Regions from separate parts of the Mus musculus genome. Here region 1 is linked to region 2. Evidence: chromatin loops called from intact Hi-C (ENCODE). Cell type or tissue: left cerebral cortex. All regions are shown on one strand. Links, peaks and the distances in the headings refer to the core of each region. The heading gives the core; the rest is flanking DNA.

Region 1 (8,000 bases), core at 1-8,000, 53 kb before region 2:
TTTAAAGGGCACTTTCACCGGTGTGTGTGTGTGTGTGTGTGTGTGGTGTGTGTGTGTGTGTGTGTGGTGTGTGTGTGTGTGTGTGTGTGTTTTAATACATACCCAGCTCCTTTTTCTCTTGAGAAAGTGCTTCATGTAACTCACGCTGGCCTCAAACAGCTACATAGCCAAGACTGGCTTTGAACTCCTGATCCTTCTGCCTCCATGATCGCAAGTGATGGGGTTCTAGGTGTACACCGGTAAACCCAGCACCCGACAAGTTTTCATTGACTTGTTATGGGAAAAATATATGCAGTGCCCAGGGCAAGCACTAAATAAACAACAGCGCTATTATCAGTGCAACCTCAACTGTGTCCTTGGCACAGAATGCCCTCAAGCATCCCCTGGGTCGTATACTACAAAAACAGGTGAGAAAGGCTAGGCTGATTCCGTGACAGGCTTCATATCGGCAGTTAAGGAGACTAAGCCTAAATTTCTGATTCCAAAAACTGGCAATTCCAGGCAAGTCCAGGCCTCAGAAGCCTCCTCTCCACCTGGCCTGAGGCAAGGACACTGCTGGGTCAGCAGCAGTTTCCAGACTTCCTCAGCTACTTCCTCAGTAACAGTTCCAGACCTCTCCAGCAACATTCCAGCCCCCACACCCCAGTGTCCTTAGAGATGGGCCCAACAGATTGACATAGAGGTCACCTGCCCTGGAATTCCCTAAGGTGCTTTAACTCAGGCCTGCATCTCACTTGGGTGCCTCTCTGTTCTGGTGATGGGAGACCCCAGCGTGCTGGACTTCTGCAGAATAAAGCACTCTTTGCATTTCAGTCCAGGGTGTCATTCTTCCATGAATCACAGACCCTTACACACAGTTTTGGTGGACCTGACGAGCATCTTATCAGCTGTCACAGCACCTTCTGTAAGTTGCAGTAATCACACTCTGACAAGTAGCCTCAGCATGGAGGAAGGCATCAAAGACCTCTGGGGTTCACATGCTGAGTTTTTAAGACTTAAGTTCTCGACTTCACACACGATGGAAGCTCCTGGTGACCAGCTCCCACCCCAGAGATCTGAACTGAGTTCATGTAGGTCACACCAGGGCTATTAACACTCCCCCAACCCTGTGCAATTCCACATCTGAGAAATGCAGAAATCTACCAATTTAAGATAAGAACTCAGTTCAAAGCCTAACGGAGCTCAGACTCTGAAGCAGCCCTACAACACAGTCAGCAGCAAGCCATCACCTCCCTAAGCACTGGAAAGGTTGCTGGCAAGAAACAGGGCTTGCTGGAACTCTTAGGGGATCCAGAGTTTGCCTGGGGATAGAGAAGAAGGCAGGGTACAGGAAGAGCTTTGTTTTCTTCTGATCTGATTGTATACAGTGAACAGGCAAGGAGCATAGCTAGCCCATGGCTCCTTCACCCAGGTCCCTTGAGTCAGCATACAGCAATTATCTATAGCATAGTATGGCTCCTTTACCTTCATCCAACCACTAAGTCAGCACAGGGACAGCTGGTCACCTGGACAATGGCATGTGGCAGCTCACTGCTTGGTGTGTGGCTAATGTCACTGGGAGTTCTCCATTCTGGCTCCACCCCCACAGCTGGGAACAGACTCAAGGCCCTCTGTGGGAGTGCAGCAGGACCTCTTTGGTTGCCATGGAGATGGGGATCTGATCATCCACCTCCAGGATTCCTCTGAGAAGGGAGGCACAGACCATGGTCGACTGGAGAAGGCCGGGGCTCCCAAGTCGGAGACAAAAGAAATCTCATTTCTTGATATAAGGGCAGAAGTGTGCCGACTTGCTCAGGGTAGAAAAGGGGACATCTTCACCAGTTTCCAGGCTCTGGGGTTGGACAGAAATGCTGACTGGGATCGGCATCACTTCCAGTGTACACAGCAACCCTACAGCCAGGAGCTCATTCCATCCTTGAAAGTTAGGCAGGCTGTCAAGAGTACTACTGCTCACTGCATTATCTACCCCTTTGTACATAAATGGGGCACAAACTGAGGCTCAAAGAAATTCCACCTGTCAACCAGGGCCATCAGGTAATAAAACAACTGAGCCCAACTTAAAGCCTGCTCTTTGAACCAAGTCTGATTTCTTTTTATGCTCTGATATAATTTTCTCCTTAGGCAAACTAAAATTCCCAAATTCTCTGAACCATACCTGTGTCTCTGTGTATGTACTCACGTGTACCTCTACCCTTCTCCACCTTATTCCCTTAAGACAGGGTCTCTCACTGAAACTGGAGCTAACCATTTTTCTGCTAGACTGTCCACAAAGTCCTTGAGATTCTCCTGTCTCTAATCCCCAGCCCCACCGCTGCCATGCTAGGGTTACAGGGGTGTGCAGGGACTCCTGGCTTTTTAGAGGTGCTAGGGGTCAAACTCAGTTCCTCAGGCTTATGTGTCAAGTACTCTTACCCCACCGAGCCATCTCAGTTCCTATATCCCTTTTGTAGAGGCAGGATCTCATGATATAGCCCAAACTGGCCTTGATTTTATGATCATCCTGCTCCTGCCTGCTGAGTGCTGAGATTCTAGGCATGTACCATCACACCTGACCAAGACAAAGGAAAACAACTACCCTACTTACTCTGTAGGAAAGGCAGTTATTGTAAATGAGCTAAATACCTAATAAAAAATGGAAAAAAAAAAAAAAAAAAAAAAAAAAAAAAAAAAAAAAAAAAAAGGAAAGGCAGTTATATGTGCACTGAACATGTAAGACAGACACTACCAAACCAACATATGTCCTTCCATCCATAATGAAGGGGAGACTTATTGTATGTGTGAATAATCTAGCCAGTCAAGAAATACCTCCTAAGATATCACAGGCCAGATGCAGGGGCAGGAGCTGACCCCCAGTTCCATGACTGGAGCCTATCACTTGCTTAATGAGACTGAGGCCAAGCCAGGGCTTTGAAAGGCCAGGTTCTAGTTCTATGTTTTCTGCAAGTTGTTCGTTCTCTTGGCACCTCCACTTCTTCATCTGTCACTGGGGTGTTTATTATATCCTGGAGAACAATGAGAGACACTCGATAAGGAGGACATTTCCCAGACAATAAATCACTTGGTCAACGAGACCAAAGTAACAACAATAAACGGTCTGTGTACAGTGTTGTTGGTCTGCTTCCATTGGCACGTTCTGAATGGTATGTTCTGGTTTGTCCACTAGGTGGCAGGAGACTAGAGGGCAAAGATGGCTTTGGTCTGCAAGCCGTTACTCAGGCACGGAGAACAGAATTCACATAGCACATGTACAGGAAAGCTGCTGGCTGGCTGGCTGACTGACACCGGTCCCTAAGACGCTTTCTAAGCTCTCCTCAGAACAACTGATTTGGCTATTTAAGGTGTAGGGTCCAGGAGGTTGCTCTGACCAATCTTCAGAAATTCTAACCTTTGTCAGAGCTAACATCCCTCAGGACCATCCTGGGGGTGATAACAAGTAAGGAACCTGGACTGGGTTCATTTAAGGCTCCTTTCTGTCTTTCCTTGTCCTCAGTAGGAAATGTTCAGCCACAAAGCCACAAAAGGGGGAGCAGCCAGGAGGTCTGACAGGGATGACCATCATGATAATGATCTTCAAATCCAAAGGCTCTTATCACCTGCCTGCAATGGCCTCCTCAGAGCCCTCTCCCATAAATGCCTTTATGAGTCCTTAGGGTATTCATGAAACATTAAATGATTTTCAATCCAGTGCTGAGAAGCAGTAAGGGGCAGGCAGCTCAGAGAAAAGTATCGTGAGGCTTAGAGGAGTCAGTGAGAGATCCAGAGTGATGCTATGGGTTGGCAGCCACCAGTTCCAGAATCCCCAAGGGCATATGGCTCCCCACTTCCATACTACCCTACAGAAGTGGACAAAGGCACTCCCAACTTGTACACTCCTGCACACCTCACACAACCCAGGCACTCTACTCAATGTGGCTGGGAGACCTCACTCTATCTATGGCATTCCGTCCCAGCTGCTGGCTCTCCATCCAGAGCCCCCCCCCCCCAAACCTTAAAAGAACTCCACCGTTGAAGCTGAGGATGTGGCTCAGTGGCAGAACATATGCCTAGCATACATGAACACCTGGATTCAGTTACCAGCACTTCAGAAAGCTTTTTTTTTTTTTTTTTTTTACTAGCAGAACTAAAAGAGGTCCCCATGCCCTCTTTCGGCTACAGAACAGCAGTGATTTTACTGCTTCAAAGAGAACTCATTAAAATTTACAACAGTATTACTTTCTGGGGCTATAGAGGCAAAGCCAGGTGAAATCTGAGCCCAGGAACAGCCAAGCCCATCTCCTTATGCACAAGTGGACACACATGGGTTCCCCACCCACCTCTAACATCCACTACTCTGGTCAGCTCCAGCATAAGTGAGCACTTGCCAGCAACCATAGCCATCACCTTGGGGCAGGTGGCTGTGGTTGAGGCTGTGGCCTGGATCTGTGGATTCCTCAACAGTGTAATGGAATGATAATTTCATTGTGAGTATTCCATGAGACAATGGCAGTAAGAAAGCTCAGCCCAGTGGCACACACTCACATGCCAGGACCACCCTGGCCACAAGGCAAGCTTGGGGGCCTTCTTCCTTCTCACAGGTGTCATGTTGGACATGACGTCCAGCACTCAACAATATCCCGTTCTCCTCTCCTTCTGGATCCACCAAGGTCCACCCTATCCAGCTGTTCTGCAGTTGGACGAGGCCTTGTGAGCACTTCTGGCCACCAAAGTTTAAGTGGACATTAGACAGAGAGGCAGAGAGAAACCATGTACAATCACTCTTCCTCATCCACTGAGGCCGTGGGCCTTGGAGGCCATAGCGCCATCCAGGATGGTCCCCAACTAACCTGCTTACCTGCAATGGACCTGTAAGCAAGAGGCAGCCTTGCCTGTGGTAAGTCAGGGCTTCAAGGGTTAGCCTGGTCCTATAACATAACCAAGAACACTAACAGAGGAATCCAGCTCTTCTATGTGATCATCTGGCCAATCCCAGGCTCACAGATGCCACGCCCATACTTTCCTTCTTCCTATGCCAGCTCACAGACACCCTCCTGCTGGTAAAACAAGAAACTCAACACGTTGTTCTGGGAATCTGGAACGTCGTCCTTCAGAAGGTGCTGGTTCCAGGAGCCCTCAAATCTTGAGTTTGCTTTGTTTGTTTTGTTGCGATGGGATTTACATAGATCAGGCTACCCAGAAGCTATGTAGCCCTGGCTGGCCTTGAACTCTCTGATTCTCATGCCTCAGCTGCACAGGCCAGGCCCTCCACGTGGCTATGACTCTCCTGCTCTCTACCATTACCCCCAAGGCCAGGTCCACAGCCCCAGCACCAAGTAAAATCCAAGGATAGCCCATATGAAGGGAGTCCACAAGAACATTATTACAAGACCCAAAAGGTGGGAGCAACACAAGGTCCCCAGGAGTGAAGGGATAAACAAACGTGGCACCTATAAGCAATGGAGTATCTTCCACATCAAGATGCAAAGAAATTCAAGCCCATGGTATAGTCCTAATGAACCCTGAGGATATTATGCTATATGAAATAAGCTGGTCACAAAAATAAATAAGTGTGGTACCCCATTGTAGAAATGAAAGTATAAACAGGAGTTGCTGGGGCTGGGAGAGGGAGTGGGTGTTGCTGACGAGTGGGGCAATATCACTGCAGAATGAGAAGAGCCTGGGACAGTCACACACGGTGGTCATACAATCATGAATGTATTTAAGCCCACAGAACTGTGCACTTAAAATAACGGCAAATTTAAAGGGCATATACATGTATATCATACTACCGAAAAAGTAAAATACTTTTTTATTTCAAAGACATGGTCTCACTATTATAACTCTGGCTAGCTTGGAACTTACAGAGTTCCTCTTGCCTCTCAAGTGATGGGATTAAAGGTGTGTACTACCATGCCTGAATAAAACATATTTATTTTACAAAAGAAAATGGAGAGGGATCAATACCAGGGATAAGAACCCTTGCAAGGGAATAGTCAGCTTTGTGCTTAATAACAGTTGCGGCTCTTTCAAAGGACCCAAGTTTGAGTCTAGTACCCACATCAGGGCTCATAACCATCTATAACTCCAGTTCCAGGGGCTATGCGATGCCTTCGTTTGGCCTTTACAGGCACTGCATGCACACATTGCACTTAACATACAGACAAAATTCTAAAAATCTTAAAAAAAAAAAAAAAAAGAGGTACCAGAGCAAGGTGGCTGATACAGACCCTGGTGTCCCTCTCCAGTTGCAAAGGTAGGTTTGATTAGCTGACTGCATCCTGCTTTGTGATCAACATCCTGGCACAAGACATCCTGGCTCAGTTCTAAGCAGAGCTACCAGGCATTTGTGGGGTCTAATTCCAGTGTTTCCTCTCCCATCAGGCAGCACCTAGGCTCCCACTCCAGAGCTCAGTCTATCTCCACAGAATGATGTCAGTGGGCAGTGTCTCTGGGAGGATGGTGAACGGTCCAGGGGTCATGGCAAGGAAGAGGACTTCCCCATGACATCAGTTGCCCTGGTGAGGAGCCTTACCTCCCTCTCTCTCGCTCTCTTTCTCGCTCTCTCTAATTTATTTATTTATTTATATGAGTACAGTGTAGCTGTCTTCAGACGCACACCAGAAGAGGGCATCAGATCTCATTACAGATGGTTGTGAGCCACCATGTGGTTGCTGGGAATTGAACTCAGGACCTCTGGAAGAGCAGTCAGTGCTCTTAACCACTGAGCCATCTCTCCAGCCCCAAGCCTCACCTCTATTATAAGCACCTAAGTCCCCACTCAGCCTGGAGAGGCTTATCCTTTCACCTGGCAGTAAGATATCCCAGCCTCATCACCAGAGAATAGCAGCCTCCATCAGGAACCAACCACAAGGCCAGACATGAGGAGTCAGATGTCTCTGCTTGGCTGCCACAGCAAGGATAGCTGCAGAGAACAGGCTGGATACGAGAGGCCAAGAGACAATGGACACCAGGCCTCCAGGCTAGTGGGCCTGCCTTGCTCTAGGGAGATCAGTTGGGTTACAGGGTCAGCTAGCTCTGTTCCAAATAGAGCTAGAACTGTCCCCTCCGTGCCTGGATATGAAGACAATGGCAGACACTGTTTGCACACAAACTTCGGCCTGGCTGATAATGAAAATCACATTTCACACTCGGGACAGATGGGCAGGTAAATGATACATCCCAGTCTCTCAGGAGAAAAAAAAAAAGTGAAGGTGGGATTCTGAATGGAAGGCCAGAGGAGGCCTACAGTGCCCAGACTCCCAGGCTTCCTGAATTCATCATTAGCTGTGTGACTTGGGCAAACTGCTTAACCTCTGTGTTTATAAAATAAGGGAAGAGCAGCACGCAGGCTCTCATAGAGCTCTTGTGGCCGCCAAGAGAGTGAGTTTAGGTAAAACCTGGCATGTAAACAAGTGATGGTGCTGGCTGTTATTATCAGCACTGAAGTTATTGTTCTGATTTCTTACTGTCTTGGCCTTGGGAAAGAGCCTAAGAAGGCCAGCTACATGCTGTGTGGGTAGCGCATACACTGCCAACTATAACAGAGGCACAACAGGACAGACCTCACACATGGTAGCTGTGCTCCCCGATCTGACAGCCCGCTCCCTCTGTGGCTGCCACTCATCCTCAGCCCCAGATCTGGACTCCTTCCTGAGAGCCCAGGGCCCTTCCACAGACTTAGGCAAGCTGCATAGGCATGTGGTCCATGCAAGCCCACCCCCACCAGGAAACAACCACTCAAGGAGGGAAAAGAGGAGGGGTGGGAAGTGCACAGACAGTAGCTTCCCTAACCCCACACTCCTGCAAAAGCACAAAGTACAGCCACCAACACGCACAGCTCACAGCACTGTCCCCAGCTGTCCCTCCAGAACTGGTAGGTTAACGTGTGCTCACTCCTTCCCTCTGCCTCTCCTGGGTTGGGGGAGGTCACATGAGCTGACTCACAGTCATCCTTCTGGAAGGGAAGAGTCAGCAGAACATTTGGTAAGAAGAACTCAAGCTCTGGAACTAGACTGCCTGGCTTG
Region 2 (11,176 bases), core at 1,426-9,425:
ACTGTTAACTTCTGGTTCCTTCCTTTCTTATCCTCCATTTGCCCCACTTTATGCAGTGCTAGGAATTGAACCCAGGACCGCACTCATGCACTCTACCACAAAGCCTATCTCCAGCTCTCTTTTTACCTTTTGAGACAATGTGGTGGTTTGAATGAGTATGGCCCCCACAGGCTCATATAGTCCAATACTTGCTCCTTGAAATTGTTTGGGAAGGATTAGAGAGTATGGTCTTACTAGAGGAGGTGTGTCATGGAGGGCTAATCTTGAGATTTAGAAAGCTAAGGCTAAAGGCCTGTGTTACCAAGCACAGCTCTTTTCTAGGTTTTGTGAATTTTCCACATGGAAAAACTAAGGCACAGCTCACTGACCCAACCACATAGTGTGGGCTGGGATCCTATGCATGCCACCTCGCTGTCAGCTGACTGATAACCCAAGTCACTGAAGGTCCCTGGAAATCTTTTCTGATCCGAAAATGCAAGACCATCTGCTAGGAAGCCCTTGCAGTTTTGTCCCATAACCATCTGCCCACCTCATGTGTAACAGTTTCTCCCAAGACTGAAACATTCCATCCTGCTAGGAAGCTCCTTAAGCAGGAAGGAAAACAACTTTACAACCCTTTCAGGAAGTTCCAGAAACCAACAAGACTCACTAGGCCCCTCCTTGCCAGAATAAGCAACAAGATCTGAGAATTCCCCTCAGACAGAAGGAAGACTCAGACCTGTCCAGCTAGAAGTTGAAGCCAACTGAGCTGCAAGAAGAGATTTAGACCAGAGTCATTTGGAAAGGACACTCCCATCTTTTGAGCTCCCTGCAAGCTGTGCATACTCCAGGTTTCCCAGCTCTGTGAGTTGTCACCCCTGCTGAGGTGGTCCTTGATGATGCAGCTGTCTTCGAGTCATTGCTACTCCTGTAAATAACCCCCAATAAAACCTATTGGATCACCAAGTTGGATTTTGATGGTATCTATCTATACTTTAGTTCCCTGTCTCAGGTGAATAATGTGTGTTGTGTCTCACAGGAAAAGTTTTATCACACAACAACACTTCTGACCCGCTGTCTTGGGAAAGGGTAGTTACTTCAAGAATCACATCACACAGATTGATTCTAAGCCTGTTTACAGAGATAAGTGGGTGGGTCTTGGAGCACTTGGGTGAATTGAGACTAACAAAAGCCCCCAGTTAGATTAAGGGACACTGAGGGCAGAGAAAGGTTGCGAAAGATCCTAACTCACACATACACTCTGGGAACTAAGGAGTTAAAGAGGCATCCTTCTTTGTAGTTTGCCCAAAGCCTGCTAACCTAAAGTGCTCTCTACTCCAGCTATCAGCCCCAATCTGTCAGAGCAGCAGGGAGGTATACTTGTGACAGGACCTCTCCCCCCCAACACACACACCCCGATTCAGCTAAGTGTCTGGATGTACAGATGGGTGGAGCACTCCAAGACACTGATCAGCATTCGATGCACCACTTCTGCCAAGCCCCTAGTAACCATTCTCTGTCCAGCCCTAAGGGCCAACACTCTCCATATCCCTAACCTGTGCACTCAGCTTATCCTGCCCCCCTCATCCCCATCTCCATGGTTACCTGCCTGCTCCTCCCCCATCACAGGATTTAAGGTTAGTTACGCAGCCTTGAGTTGAGAGGCTCAGTGGAAGAGAGATAAATCCCATTCTGAAGACCAGCAGCTCCCCCCTTTATTCATTCTCAGGGTTGTACTACTCATTGCCTCTCTAACAACCAGCTCTCAAGTCTACCAACTACTTAGCCAGGATGCAAAATCAGTGATGTTACCTATATCGCCATTCTCCTTCCTTTCTCATATTAGCAACACAGCTTTGCTGTGCACCACAGGAAGGACCCAAAAGTCTCTGATCACCCAGTGGCCACTGCTAGCAAAACAAACGAAAGTGTCTCTATTGCTGGGGCCAACCAGGAAGCATCAGTGTAGGTAAACTTCCAAAAGTGCTATTATAGCAATGTGAACTCACACATAACCAGGTATATGCCAAAAGCTCAGCTGACTGTCATTCAAAAATGCATGTTAAGCCAGGTGTTGCTGTGTATGCACACCTGTGATTCCAGTCTCTCAGAAAGAAGGCTGAGGCAGGGGTTCAAATCCGCCCCCCCCCAAAAAAAAGCTGAGGAGAGGAAACTGCAGTTGGGATGTAATACATGAGAATAAACTAATAAAATACAGATGATGGGTTGGAGAGACAGTGATTTTCCAGAAAACCCAAGTTTGATTTCTAGCATCCACATGCCAACTCAAACCATTTGCAACTTCAGTTTCCAGGGAATCTGACACCCTCTTCTGGCCTCTGCAGTTGCTAGACACATACACAATGCACAGATATACATGCAGGCAAAACACTCATACGATAAAATAAAAATATTTTAAAGTGCATAGAGTCATAGAAATTAAAAATAGTTAACCCTGATTGGTGCCTAACTGCCAGGTGCTGCTCAATATGCTTTACAAAGTTCACCTGGCCTGACCCTAACAGCAAGCAAGCAAGATAGGAGCTATGTTAGCTCCATTTCACAGGTAAAGAAATGGAGGCACAGAAAGGCTAAGCCACTGGCCAGCCAGCAGATGGTAACACTTGAAAATGAATCAAGTCCACGTGGGTAGTGCTATACTGGCCTAGGAAGGAACAAATAAATAAAGGAAGCATTAAACCCAGAAAAGGAGAAATTGGAGCTACACGAAAAGGCAAGATAGTGCCATTCCAGAACTCCCAGGGGGCACCAATAAGTAAACAAAAAGAGAACTGTTTGCCACACAAAACCACATCTACTACAACAGGTCAGATGACCCCTCAGACAAGCTGAAAAGCAATCCGATGACTGTGTTAGGCCAGGTCCCTAGCCCTCTGCCTACCTGCCTAAGGCCAGACTCAGGCTTTTCCAACTTTAGTTTTCACAGGTGCAGAAGGTAGATTAGGTAGATGACCTCCAGATATCTTATTAGCCCTGAAAGACTGTAAACTTGGCTTTCTCAGAGACCCAGAGAGAGGTAGCCTGTTTTTTCTGTTTCCTGGTGTGTACTTGTATGTGTGTGGTTGGACTTTTTTGTTTGTTTTTTGTTTTGTTTTCATTCTCACTATGTAGCCCTGGCTGGTCTTGAACTCACTATGTAGGCCTGGCTGGTCTTGAACTCACAGAGAACTGCTGGGATTAGAGGCATGTGTGTCACCATGCCTGGCAAGTAGCCTGCTTTCAAACCCTATTTCATTCCCTTTTCCTAGGTAGAGCAAAGTAGCATTTACTGTTCTCAAAATTCATCTTCAGTTCTGAGGTCTGGAAAGAAGAAAATTCCTCGAGCCATGGAAGGGCTCAGCGGGTACAGTGCTCACTACCAAGCCTGAGAACATCATGAGTTTTATCCTTGGGACTCACATGGTAGGCAGCAGACTCTCCATAAGTTGTCCTCTGATCTCTCCTGACCTCCACATATGTGCTGTGGCACTCATGCCCCACCCCCCACCCCCGACATAATAAATGAATAAATGTAAATTTAAAACAATTTAAGTAGAAAATTCCCCAGGCCAGGCATCCCATGAGTTGCCTGTCAGAGATGGCTTGGTCCAAGATTCTGTCCTTTATTCTCTTTCTTTACACCCTCTTAGCTTTTCCAGCAGACAGATCTACAGACAACAGAAACTACCATCACACACACACACCCCAACCCCATCTCATTTCCCTGTGGATGTTTTGTCAGCTTGAGTCATGGTAAAGGTCTGTACCCCTGACAAGATGTAGACAGAGAACTACATTCACACTCTTGATGCATACCAGGACAATACCCAAGGACAGACAGCGGCAGTGACACACCACACACACATTTCCCAGGCCCTATGCACAGTCAGGCACCAGAAAGAGCACGGTAGAGCAGCTGGCTTAGATGAGGCTAATCAAAAGCAATTTGAGGAGGAGACCTTCTCAAATGACCATCAACTAACCATTTTCAGCCCTCACTACCCAAGGGTCAACAGGAGACTTTTCCTACAGTCAATAAGAAGACTCTACCCCAGAGTCTAGAGCCCCCTCCCTCAATCTACTTACCTCTGAGTCCCCATCAGTATTTGGAAAGATGCCACCCGAAGAAGACACAAGAATTCTCAAATCCCAATGACCCCAGACATCAAATTCAAAGGCTCCAATCTCCTTAGTTCCAAGGCAACAGAATCAAGTCCCGCAGAGGCCAGCGCTCACAGGCCGGCTCTCTGTGCTTCTGTGGTCCTCACTGCCCCGAAGCTGGCTGCACTTCCTACTCTTTCAGCCAGAGTTCTGCAGATGCATCCCAGCTCCAACCCTGCTCTGCCAGGAGCTCTGACGCCACCCTCCTCCTGGCTGGCCCAGTCCCCTCAGGCTCAGGAACAGTTGCAGCAACTAAGAGCCATGGAAGAGATGGAATCAAAACCCAGGAAGGCAAAGACAAAGAAGCCACTGACCCTGGACAGTGGTGCTTGCCGTGGTAGAGTCTTGTTCTACAGATTCAAGGGTCCAGTCCGAGGCTATGTGGCGGTGTTTCTTTAAGCATCAGGCCTCTTTTAAGGCAACTTCTCTCTGCAGTCAATTCCTGTTACTACTGGTCCTGCGGCAGAGAACAGGAACTCTCGGGCGCCATCTGGTGGCCAGAGTGGCACCTCAGCCACACAAGGTGTTCTAGATAGGCAGCCTCCAAGGACTTGGACTCAAATCTCAGCTTTCCACCAGGCTTTATCTAGGGCTGCAGGTAACCATTGTGAGCAAAGTCTGAGAAAGCCAGGAGAAACAAGAATAGAGTGGGCAGAATACTCTCCCGTCAGACAAACCTTCCAGGAACATTTTTTTAAGAGTAGTTTTTATTTTTACTTATGTATATGCTTAAGTATCTATGTGAAAGGGTGTGGTGTGTGTGTGTGTGCATGTGTGTGCTGGGAACTGAACCCAGGTCTGAAAGAGCAACAAGTGCCCTTAACTGATAAGTCATCTCCCGGCCCCTCCAGTAACATAGTTTTTGTTTTTGTTTGTTTGGGTTTTTTGTTTGTTTGTTTGTTTGTTTGTATTTGTTTTTTGAGCTAGGATTCCTTTGAGTATCCTTGGCTATCCTGGCACTCACTCTATAGACCAGGGTAGCCTTGAACTCACAGAGATCTGCCTGCCTCTGTCTCCCAAGTGTGTCACCCAAGTCCAGTCTCCTCCAGTAACATCTTCAATGAAGAGATTTCCATACCTCCCTGCTTGCCAGCTACCGGAGCCTGAGATGCAGCTGAACATAACCTTGTCCTCTCAGTACAAGACAGTGGTTCTTAACTGGGAATTGAGTAACTGCCACTGAAAGGTGTAGCTGTCACTGTCATACCAAAGAGGGTTTTGTTGTTACCGTTCTTGTTTTCTTTGGTTTTTGAGACAGGGTTTCTCTGTGTAACAGCCCTGGTTGTCCTAGAACTCACTTTGTAAACCAATCTGGCCTCTAAATCTGAGAGATCTCCTTGCCTCTGCTCGTGGCTCAGATCCTAACGGAGGGGGAAGTGAAGAAGAACGAGACAGGTAGCAAATCAGTAAAAGTGGTCAAGGATCTGTTGGTTTGAGCGGCCCCAGGCTCATTAGGCTGATGCCATACACCTGATGCTCTCACGGAAGTCTCCCTGCATCTCAAAGCCACAGACAGCATGCTGTAAGAGAATTCGCACATACCATTTCCCCTTTTATAAGGCTCACTTACAGCAGTATCTGGAGAAAGGCACATTTTTCTCCACCACCACCCCATCTCTCTTTTCAGCAACATTAGGGACCAAACCCTGGATCTTGGGCATGCTAAGCAGGTGTTCTTCCACTGAGCTATACAACCCTAACACCCATTATTATTTTTCATAACCTGTCAGGCCCTGTGGCCTGTCCTGCATACCCCTTTGGATCACTTCACATGCACACACACACACACACACACACACACACACACACACACACCACTTCCTGCTCCTTCCTGCAGTTGCCTGTACTTAATCTTTTTTTTTTTTAAAGAATGAAAGATTTATTTATTTTATGTATTATGACTACACTGTAGCTGTCTTCAGGCACACCAGAAGAGGGCATCCGATCCCATTACAGATGGTTGTGAGCTACCATATGGTTGCTGGGATTTGAACTCAGGACCTCTGCAAGAGCAGCCAGTGCTCTTAACCAGTGAGCCATTTCTCCAGCCCCTTGCCTGGACTTCTTGCACAGGTTGATATAGCTGGTGTGCTAGGGTTTTACTGCTGTCAACAGACACCATGACCAAGGCAACACTTATAAGGACAACATTTAATTGAGGTTGGCGTATAGGTTCAGAGGTTCAGTCCATAATCATCAAGGCAGGAGCATAACAGCATCCAGGTAGGAATGGTTCAGGAGAAGCTGAGAGTTCTACATCTTCATCTGAAGGCTGCTAGCAGAATACTCGCTTCCAGGCAGCTAGGATGAGGGTCTGATAGCCCACACCCACAGTGACACACCTATTCCACAGGGCCACACCTTCTAATCCTGCCACTCCCTGAGCCACGCAAATACAAACCATCACAGCTGGTTAAAATGTTCCGTCCGAAGCGCAGTAGAGTTGGCTTAATGCTTAAGAACACTTGTTGCGGGCTGGAGAGATGGCTCAGTGGGTAAGAGCACTCCACTGCTCTTCCGAAGGTCTAAAGTTCAAATCCCAGCAACCACATGGTGGCTCACAACCATCTGTAATGAGATCTGACGCCCCATTCTGGAGTGTCTGAAGTCGTCAGCTACAGTGTACTTAAATATAATAAAAATAAATAAATCTTAAAAAAGAAAGAACACTTGTTGCTCTTGCAGAGGGCCTGGCTTCAGTTCCTAGCACACACATGCTGGTTTACAAATATCTGACCCATGGGATCTGATATCCCCTCTTCTGACCTCTGTGGCACCAAGCAGACAAACATACAGGCAAAACACCCATACACATAAAATAAAATACATCTTTAAATAAAGTTAAAGAAAATGTCCTGTCCCTATCCTGGCATGGTGGTACATATCCACTATTGCTTCATATGAGAGGCTGAAACCAGAAGACCATAATAAGCACAAGGCCAGTCTGACTGACATAAGACCCTGTCTCAGGAAAACAAACCCCAACACTGCTCCTCCACTCTGCCTGAGCATCTCCTACTTACATTATGGTGTTAAACTGAAATACCACTGTTTCCAAGGGGCTTTTCCTAACAACTGAGCCAGAGAGACCTGCTTCTCTCTCTCCAATTCTTTAGTGCTCTTAAAAAAAAACATTCAGAGCCTGGAGAGACGGTTCAGACGTTAAGAGCACTGGCTGTTCTTCCAGAGGACCCAGATTTGGCATCCAGCACCCACATGGTGGCTCACCATCATCTGTAACTCCAGTTCCAAAGGATCCAGCACCCTCTTCTGGCCTCCAGGCGCACCAGGCACACATGGTATCAAGACATAACACAGGCATAACTCCCATATGCATAAAATAAAGACTTTTTTTTTTTAATTAAGACCATTCGGGGCTATCTCTTGCTAGACAGTGAGTTCTCTTTTCAGCAAACCCTAGCATGTTGTGCAAATGATGGACCGAACGAATGAATGGTTCCTGGCTACTAAGAACCTGGAATTAAGCAGTATAGATATTTAGCTATCTGGGTTCCAGCAACTGGAAATAGATTGTCTGGGCTTGATGGTTGACATGTGGCCACATCCTTTGAAATGACTCCAGGGGAACCTAAAATCAGATTTGGGGCAGGACAATAGCTGCTCTAATTATTCTCTCACTGCTCACACGAAGCCCCAACTAAGAACTCCCCAATGCACAGCCTCCCTTGCTAAGCAGCCAACATCCTATGCTGTACTCTTTTTCACCCAATCAGGTTCCAACATAGAAATAAAATAGAAACCTAGAAAAGATTCAGCCCACTAAGGGAATTTCCGTTTCTGAAGCCGTAGCCCGGAGTCCTTCTCCTAGACCTGTCCCAAATTTGCAAGGCAATTTGGTTTTGGAATAGGGAAGTGAACTGTTGCTTTCATGGAAGAACACAGCCTCTGGAGGCAGCCCGCTTGGCCTGAAACCTCTACTCTCTGTAGGGTGGAAACCCTGGGAATCTGTGAAAGAAGATTCAGGTTGCTAGGGTGATGTTGACCGCTTTGCCCCGGCCAGAGCCGGAAGCCTCCCAGAGTTGACTTGATAATGTACTCATATCTCTTGAAGCCCTCTAACCAGGAGGACTGGAGACCTGCTTTTCATTTCTATAATGGGAGAAGTTGTGGAAGCTGCTTCTGGCCTCCTGCCCACTCAAGGACCTCGTTTAAGAGGGTCTACAGGCAGTCTGATTAACAGTGGGAGGACTGGGCTAAGGAAACCTTCTGTAATGCTGTGTTCCTGGATCCCCAGGGACTGTTGAGTGAACTATAAAGTCCCAGAGAATGCAGGACTCACCTGGTCTGTTGGGCTCTGCAAGGTTTCATTTATTGAGCCTTTACCACAGAAAATCACCTGAGGCTATCAGGATCCATATTCCAGGAGTGTGTACGTGTGTCTGTCTATTTTCTGATAGTCTGACTGTCTGGGTGTTACAAAGGTTGGTACCAGGATTTCATGCATACTAAGTAGGTAAGCACTCTTGCTGAGCTACATCCCCACTCCCCACAAGGGTTTAATCCCAGGTTCTTGCCAGTTTCTCCCCTGCTACCTAGTAAGGCTGTTCTGGTGTATTTAACTCACTTTAGGTCCTATATTTCCTCTCCAGTGTTTGGTTTGAATATGATCTGTGCCCTCTGTACTCATGCAAAAGTCTAATTTGTAAAGTTATATGTTAATAGTATTAAGAGGATAGAGATTTGGGTCCTCTGCAAGGGCAATACACACTCTTTAACAATTGAGCCATCTCTTCAGCCCCAAGTTTTGTTCCCAGCACCTGCACGTGAAAGCCCAAACAGCCTGTAACTCCAGCTCCAGGGAACTTGACACCCTCTTCTAGCCATCTTAGACACCACACACACACACACACACACACACACACACACAGAGAGAGAGAGAGAGAGAGAGAGAGAGACAGAGAGAGAGAGAGAGAGACAGAGAGAGACAGAGAGAGAGAGACAGAGAGAGACAGAGAGACAGAGACAGACAGAGACAGAGAGAGACAGAGAGAGACAGAGACAGAGAGAAACAGAGATACATATATAAATTCTCTTTTAAAGGAGGGTAGAAACGTAATCTGCATATGGCCTTTTGAACTGGGGACTTTGATTTGTCTTATTGTTTGTTTGCAGTGTTGGGAAATGAACCCAGGAACTTCACACTCCTTCTGCCAAGAAGTCCAAAAGAGAGAACCTTGGCGAATAACTAGGCCATTAAAGGAGAGCTTCATGATTGAATCCCAGTGGCTTTATAAAGAGGGAGAGAGAGTAGGGGGAGAGAGATGCACATGAGCTCTGCCATGAACCTGGCCCATGCTGTTTGGACTTCCGACCTCCAAAGCTGAGAGGCAACTAAACCTCTTCTTTATAAAGTAGTCTGCCTCCAGAACTTTATTATAGTAATGGAAGTCCAATGAGAAGAGTGGAATAATAATGTCACAATTACAAATATGTACGTTTATTGTGCCAGTGATGTGGTAAACAGTTTATGTGTGCAAAGACATTCAGCTACCATAGTAGCCCAAGGACTCTCCAGAATTCATACCCCTGTTCCTCACTTCTTTCTCACATGCCTGCACATGTCTCTCTTCAGCAGGAGGGAGAGAACATTAAACTGTGCATACCCTGGAACTGAAGGCTGGAAAAGTTATTCACTATCTGTTCAGCTATTCTAAAACCCTACACAAGACAGGGTTTCTAGATGCTGAAGAGATGGCTCAGGAGTTAAGGGCACTGCCTGCTCTTTCATGGGATCTAGGTTCAACTCCAAACACCAACATGACATTACACAACTTAACTTCAGTTTCAGGAGATCTGATGCCTTCTTCTAGCTTTGGAGGGCACTGCACACACATGGTGCACAGACATACACGCAGACAAAACACTCATACACATAAAAAATAATACTATTTTAAATGCAGTGTTTATTTGCCCAATATTTTTGTGATTATAGGTTTGAAACATGCCTGAGATTCTAAAGATGCCACACAATACCTGGTGGATCCAGAGAGTAGCCTGGACAGTATGTTTTGGGATAGGTGGTCACCATTTCCAACTGAGCTAATAACCAAATACTTCCTGTTTTAGGGTTTCTATGGCTGCAATCAAACCCCACGACCGAAGCAAGTTGGAGAGGAAAGGTCTTACTTGGTTGATACTTTCACATCATAGTTCATCACTGAAGGAAGCCAGAACAGGGACGTAAACAGGGCAGGGACCTGGAGGCGGAGGCTGATGTAGAGGCCACACTCACATACATGGCTTGCAGAGCCTGCCTCCTTACAGAATCCAGGGCCATCAGCACATGGATGGCAGCGCCCACAATGGCTGTGCCTCCCCTGTCAATCACTAATTAAGAAAATGCCTTACAGCCAGATCTAATGGAGGCATTTTCTCAATTGAGGTTCCTTCCTTTCAGACAATTCTAGTTTGTGTTAAGTTGGCACAAACTATCCAACACACCTTCTAAAGGAAGTAGCATTTGCATTAAGACCTGGAACGACAACTACTGTTTCCCTGGCACAAATAAAGGAGTGGAGAGGCAAGGCATTCTGGGAGAGAAGAACAAGTGCAGAGGCAAAAATGAAGGAGGAGAGCAGACGTGGAGGGTACATGCCTATCGTCCCAGACACCTGGGAGACTGAGGCAGGGATCACTTGTGGTCAGAGTTAAACCAGTTTGGGCAACACAGTGAGACACTGCCTTTAAAAAAAAAAAAAAAAAAAAAAAAAGATGGAGCTGGGAAGTGGTGGTGCACACCTTTAAACCCAGCACTTGGGAGGCAGAGGCAGGTGGATCTCTGAGTTCGAGGCCAGCCTGGTCTACAGACTGAGTTCCAAGACAGCCAGAGCTACACAGAGAAACCTTGTGTCGGGGGAAAAAAAAAGATGGGAGGAAGGCTGTGGGTATAGCTCACTTGGTGAAGTACAAGCTACACACACAGAAAACCCTGGGTTTGAGTCCTAGCACCACAGAAAAACAAGTATGGTGGTATACACCTGTAATCCCAGCACTTGGTGGGTAAAGGCAGGAAGAT

What was found. Hi-C counts contacts between places; a loop is a spot of excess contacts. Peaks named below come from ENCODE experiments on the same cell type or tissue, not always from the same donor. Only the 100,000 strongest peaks of a DNase experiment are listed, where the experiment ranks them.
Region 1: it touches region 2 in a loop (2.4-fold over the local background); 24 of 42 quality-filtered maps call a loop at or near these places.

Annotation. Positions count from the first base shown.
Region 1 is chr11:76,521,964-76,529,963 of GRCm38, forward strand. All of the region lies in intron 1 of Abr (active BCR-related gene), which reads right to left. Among named protein-coding and RNA genes, the nearest start is that of Abr, 45 kb to the right of the region's middle. In left cerebral cortex, for the core only: a CTCF peak has its summit at 3,159 (motif pointing right); DNase peaks (open chromatin) are centred at 1,600, 3,190 and 7,934; H3K27ac peaks cover 3,217 bases.
Region 2 is chr11:76,573,442-76,584,617 of GRCm38, forward strand. It overlaps a transcript of Abr not described here. Among named protein-coding and RNA genes, the nearest start is that of Abr, 7.6 kb to the left of the region's middle. In left cerebral cortex, for the core only: a CTCF peak has its summit at 4,633 (motif pointing left); DNase peaks (open chromatin) are centred at 4,359 and 4,621; H3K27ac peaks cover 747 bases.